Linked DNA regions of Homo sapiens: region 2 is linked to region 1. A link is a contact called in ENCODE Hi-C data. All regions are on one chromosome and are shown on one strand. The core of a region is the stretch at or near the end of the contact, and the rest is flanking DNA. Distances in the headings are between cores, read along the strand shown. Region 1 holds the start of IRS2 (insulin receptor substrate 2). Region 2 holds the start of TUBGCP3 (tubulin gamma complex component 3).

Region 1 (2,827 bases), core at 57-2,556:
CACCTCGATGAAGAAGAAGCTGTCCGAGTGGCCGCAGCGGCGGATGTTCATGAGCTGCAGCGTCACCGACGGCTGCTCGCAGTTGAGCTTCACGAAGCCGATGGTGCGCGCAGACAGGCACAGACGGTACACCCCCGTCAGGTTCTTGCTCTGGCCCAGACCCTTGGGCTTCAGGTTCACCTGCCACACCTCACGGTAGGCGGCCGTGGCGGGAGCCACCAGCCCGTAGCTGTCCTCGGCCCCGGCGGCGCCGGCAGAGCCGCCCAGGGCGCCGGGCAGGGAGGCGCTGCAGGACGCGGCGGGCGCGGCGGCGGGGGGCGCGTCTCCGGCGGCCGCGCGGCCCTCGCTGACCAGGTCGGTGAGCGCGCGGTACCAGCCCTCCTGCTCCTGCTCGTTCTCGGCGGCCACGGCGAAGTACTCGTCCTTGGTGTAGAGGGCGATCAGGTACTTGTGCTTGGCGTCGGCGCGCTTGTTGATGTTCAGGCAGCAGTCGAGAGCGATCACCCGTTTCGGCGCGCCTGCCTTGCTCCGCCACTTTTTCTCGCTCTCGTAGTACTCGAGCCGCGGCGGTTGCGGCGCCGACCCCCCGCCCGCCGTCGCCTCGTCGCCGCCCGCGCCGGGTCCGCGCAGCACGAAGAAGCGCTTGTGGCCATGCTTCTGCTTGCGCAGGTAGCCGCACTTGCGCACGCTGTGGTTGTTGTTGTTGTTGTTGTTGTTGAGGTTGGGGCCGTCTCCGCTCGCCGGCCCGGGCGGCCCGTGCCGCGGCGGGCTCGCCATCGCGGGCGCTTCAGGCCGCGCGGCCCGGGCCCGGCGCCCAGGGGTTGGGGCGAGGGGCGGAGGGGGCGCGGGCGGGGGCGGCTCCCTCCCACCCTTGCGCCCGGCCGCCCGCCCGATCACGCGTCCCTCGGGCCCAGGCGGTGGGGAAGGTCCGGGGAGGCCCGCGGGGGCCAGCACCGCTCGGCGGCGCCGCGCCCTCCGCGCTCTGGGGCTCCTGAGGATGCCCGGCGCGGGCGGTGGCCGCCCCCCTCCCCGGCTGCCTGCGGCCGCTGCCTCCTCGGGCTCTCGGGCGGCGCCGGGGGACGCGCTCGCTGGGCCGGGAGTCGGGGTCCCCGAGCCGCGGGGCCGAGCCTAAGGCGCGCGCGGCCGCACCGGGGCTGCTGCCGCCGCGTCGCGCTCCGGGAAGCCGGGGTGCGCCCGGGCGCTCGGGGTCCGCGCCGCCGCCGGGGCTGCTGCTGCTGCTGGTGTTGCTGCTGCTGCTGCCAACGGCGACCCGGGCTCGTCGCGGTCCCCGCCGCACAGTGAGTAACACATCGCGCACCGAGTGACTGAACTAAGAAGAGCAAAACAACATGTGACTCGGCGTTACGCAGGCACACACAGCGCGGCCGCCCCGCCCCGCTGCCTCGCATTGGCGCCGCGCCCCCCGACGGACGGCGCGCTCGGCCAATCGGCGCGGCGCTCGCGGGGGCGGGCCGCGCGCCCCCGCCCCGCCCCCCTTTCTCCCCGGGCCGCGTTTCCCGCCGTCCCCTCCCCCTCCCGCGAAGGCCCCGGCCCGGCCGGGCGGGGTGGGGCGGCCCCGGCCTCATTAATCAGCGGCTTGTTGTGGATGCCGGCGGAGGAGATGCCACCCAGGGCGGGAAAAGGGGCGCGGAAGAGGGGCGGGGCGGGCCACGGCGCGCAGGGCCCTTCCCTCCCGCCTCGGACTCAATTAATTGGGCTTGAGCTTCCGCCGGGGAGGGGGCGCCGGGCGGGGCCGCGGCTGGGCGGGGCGGGGGATCGGGATCGGCGGCGGGGGCTGCGGCCTTGCAGTGGAAGCATGGGCGGCGAGCCGGGCCGTGCTCTCGGGGCGCGGGGTCCCCATTTTGGGCGAGGGCGGCCGCTCCCGCGCTCGGGGTGGGCGCGCCCCATCCCCGTCCCCCGTTTCCCGTCCCCGTCTCCCGGCCGCATCTCCGTCCCCCCGCAGCCGCGAAACGCGGGGAGGTTCCAGGGCCCGCGGCCGCGGGTTCGCGAGCACCGCGCTCCAGATCGAGAGCGGCGCGCGCCCTTCCGTGGAGGACAGAGGGGCGCGGAGGGGGCGCCTGTGTCCCACCCGCTCGCGGGCGCTTTACGGGGCGTCCTCTGCGCCATTCACTTGTCAGCTTGTCGGGAAGTTGAAATCGCGTTTGGGAGGTAATAGGAGAAAGAGATCGGGGACGGCAGGCGGAGAAAGTGCGGTTTCCATAGCGCCGGGGAGAGGGCGGACCCGCGAGCCAGCGGTCCCTGAGCCGGGAGACCGCGCGGGCGTCTCTCCAGCCCCCGCAGGAGCGCCGCCTTCCTTCCGCAGGGGCGTCCTCTCCCCCCACCGCTGCAGGAGCACCCCCTTCCTTCCTCGGAAGCGTCCTCTCACCACACCGCTTCAAGAGCCCCCCCTTCCTTCCACAGGGGCGTCCTTTCCCCCTCCGAGGCAGGAGCGCCCCTTTTCCCCCCACAGGAGCGCCCTCCCCACCCCAGGAGCGCCCTGCGCCCAGCAGACGGGCAGGTGGGCGGGCGTCCACTACCTGTGTGCGCGGTGCGGGCGGTGACTGCCAAGTTGGAGATGCCCTTGGAGAACTGCTTCGAATTCATGTATCTACTGGGCTTTTGTGACTTTCAAAGCCTATAGCAAATAAGCACCCCTGCAATTACGTCTCCTCAATGACCAAGTCAGGGTGAGGTGAGGGCTTCCTGAGTTCAGATCCCAGCAAGCTCCCGATCCTGCGCAACGAAGAAAACTCAACAAAACAGGCTTTGGCTGTTTATTTTATTTTTTTTTTAATTGTGCCTTCATGAAATAATTTACAGCAATAAT
Region 2 (2,752 bases), core at 78-2,577, 2.8 Mb after region 1:
AGATTTCTTAGATAAATAAAGTGATAGAATCAAACTTTACAAGATGCAGCAAGAACTGTGTGAAGTCACTCATTTAATAGCGACACAAAATTATTCATGATTGCCCCAAGATTATCATAGAACATCCAATGAATTATGTACAGTAATTGTCATGAAGCATGAAAGGTCAAAATGCATTCTCAGTACTTTAAATGTAACTTTGAAGTCTTCCTTCAAAAATTGAGTAACTTCTTTTCCACATTTTGGTGCTTAAGATGTAACTCAGTTGCTTCCATTACTCAGAAAATTCCCTCATGGTGCATCCTCACTCTCTGCCCCACCAACCTGGCCAAAACAAGGAGCAAGAAATGGCATCCTGTACCATTTCTTTCAAAGTACCTCGACTACAAAATGGTTTTACCTACCGTATAGGATTAGTTTTGCTTATTAGTAACAATATTCGCCATGTGAACTTTCCCAGAATAGTTTTATATCAAATCCAACCTTCAACCCTTTAAACAGTAGGAAAACACGGCAGTTACAGTCGTTAACACCCTCTTCCCATAATACTCAAGCCTGTTAAACTTTCCTAACGAAAAGGGACGATGATGTGACACTCCAGCACCCCGCATCCACCTCCGCGGCGCAGCCGCTCTCTCCACCCCACAGGATGAACCCAAAGGCGCGCAGAGGCGCCCTCCCACGGCGCGTGACACCAGAGAAGGGGGATAAATTGGCGAGCTGGCATTCCTCCCGTCCTCACTGACGGACCCGCGAGCGGAGTGAGCGGTGACTCAGCCCGCTCCGGCTCGGCTCCGCCCTCCCGCCTCCCGCCCCGGCGTTCTCGCCCCGGCCTTGGCCTCTCCACTCCCTCCGCCCCGGTCCTGGCCCCCAGCCCTCCGCTGTCCTCCCCGGCTCCCTGACCCTCGAACCCCAGCCCTCCGCTCCCTCGTCCGGGCCCCACGTCCTCGGCCCGTCCCCCAGCCCTCTGCCCGGCCCTGCATCCTCGTTCCTCCAGCCCCGGAACGTATTAGGGCTGCACGCGCAGGGAGCAGCCCCCGGGACGGGTCTGCGGGCTTCGCGTCGCCCGGCCACTCTACCTTCGCTCCTGCCCAGGATCCTGCAGCACAGGTTCTGCAGCAGAACGTTCGGCGACTTCTGGTCCGGGGTCGCCATCCTCGCCCGGAGCCGTGCACGGTGGTCCGGGCAGAGCCGCCACTGCCGCCGCACGCGCAGGGACCGCGGCCCGCGCCCTTCCTGCGCCCCGCAAGCTCCCTGCTCCTGACAGGCTAAGGCGCGGGCGCCGCCGGCCACCAGGGCGCCATTTTAACGGAACCCGCCGAAAGCGCGGGCGCTTCCCACAATGCCCCGCTTCTTCCCTGCGCCGCGGCCGCGCGTGCGGCTGCCTAAGCGTTCCCGGCCCTGTCTGGTGCATTCCCCCTGCTGCTGCCCGGTCGGCCGAGAAAGTTCCGGGCGACAGGTGGCCCGAGGCCCTCGAGCTGCGCGGACAGAGCGGCCCCGGAGTCGCGAGCGTGACGGGCTTGCTTGGAGGGCACTTGGTGGCCGGTAGCACCATAAAGGCCATAATTTGGTGTGTGGGTGTGGGGGTGTGTGTGTTAACGGCATTGGTTTGATTCACACTTCTGATGAAAGAAGCCTGTTTAAAAAAGAAAAGAAAAAAGAAGCCTGTTTAAAGGGTGCAGGGTGTTACGATTGTTAACGTGCAGTGGGCAGTTCACCTGCTACGCTATCCAACAGGCGCCCTGCTCAGGCCCGACCTCGCACTGCCGCGCGGGCCGGTCCCCCCCGGCCCGGGTAACTGGGACGTCCTGGGAAAATAAATTAATCACGTACGGAGTGAGAGAACAGGAAACCTGCCGAGAAAAAGATCGATAAGCAGACAATTACACCAAGCCAACTTCAGTGCAATCGTTAAAGCTTACACATGGGTGCACGCTTGGGAGCCGTGAGCTACCATGTTAAAAGGCCAACTTCCTAAGGAAAAATGATGGAAAGAGATCCCGAGATCCTATGAAATGGAAGAGGGAGGACAACCCAGCTATCCCAACATCCCAGCTGAGGCCAGCCACACACGTGACTGTCTGCAAAGCCCGTCGGGCCTGGGTCCAGCTCAGGTTGCAGAATTGTTGGCAAGTAAAACGTTTGTTGTCGTTCTGACTCAAAAACATGGAGACAAAGCAGACTTGTAGGGTATTACAGTCAACAACTAGACCCTACAGCTAAAGGACTGTCTCCTTGCATGATGCAACAACCATCACAGCTCTGCAAGAGCAACCAAACCACCAAGGATGCGATCACCCCTCACTGCCTTCGATACGCATTCTGTGGAAACGCTTCTAAACTTGCATCACACTCAACACGATCAGTTAGTAACTGGCTTCTCATGAAGTTATTCTCTCAGCCGCATACTACAATGTCCAGATGTCATCTAAATCCTGCCACCCTCTCCCCCACCTTCAGCTGAAACGCTGCATGACTGCATCATCTTACCTGACCAGCTCTCTCCTAGGACAGACATGCAAGAACCCCCCTCACTAACGCTGATGTTATTTGGTTTACAGATGGCTCTTACTTAAAGATGCAGCTGGAAGGTATTACACTGGTTATGCCATAGCGTCTTTGCCCAAAGAAATAGAAAGTGCTTGTCTTCCAGGAGCAATCATCTCAACAAGCAAAGTTAATAGCATTAATTAGAGCCTGTCAGTTGGCAAAAGGAATAACTGCTAATCTTTATACCAATAGCAGGTATGCT

The links. Hi-C counts contacts between places; a loop is a spot of excess contacts on that map. Pooled maps may share reads with other maps.
Region 2: a map of naive thymus-derived CD4-positive, alpha-beta T cell shows a loop between it and region 1 (18-fold over the local background). The contact joins the promoter of TUBGCP3 here to the promoter of IRS2 in region 1. A Hi-C loop is called at or near these places in 1 of 168 maps with a recorded cell type or tissue (naive thymus-derived CD4-positive, alpha-beta T cell), 1 of 37 single-sample maps with no recorded cell type and 8 of 50 pooled maps.

Annotation. Positions count from the first base shown.
Region 1 is chr13:109,785,277-109,788,103 of GRCh38, forward strand. It overlaps IRS2 (insulin receptor substrate 2), which reads right to left and starts at 1,307. Exons shown (of 2, transcript NM_003749.3): 1 at 1-1,307. The coding sequence starts at 777. It overlaps LOC124903211 (WAS/WASL-interacting protein family member 1-like), which reads left to right and starts at 1,808. Exons shown (of 2, transcript XM_047430835.1): 1 at 1,808-2,169; 2 at 2,324-2,827. The coding sequence starts at 1,817. The coding sequence ends at 2,561. RefSeq lists an enhancer at 1-443 and silencers at 1,285-1,514, 1,535-1,704.
Region 2 is chr13:112,586,826-112,589,577 of GRCh38, forward strand. TUBGCP3 (tubulin gamma complex component 3) reads right to left here and starts at 1,328. Exons shown (of 22, transcript NM_006322.6): 1 at 1,080-1,328. The coding sequence starts at 1,155. LOC124903251 (a long non-coding RNA gene) reads left to right here and starts at 1,361. Exons shown (of 2, transcript XR_007063945.1): 1 at 1,361-2,591. RefSeq lists silencers at 799-918, 949-1,008, 1,039-1,258 and an enhancer at 1,324-2,143.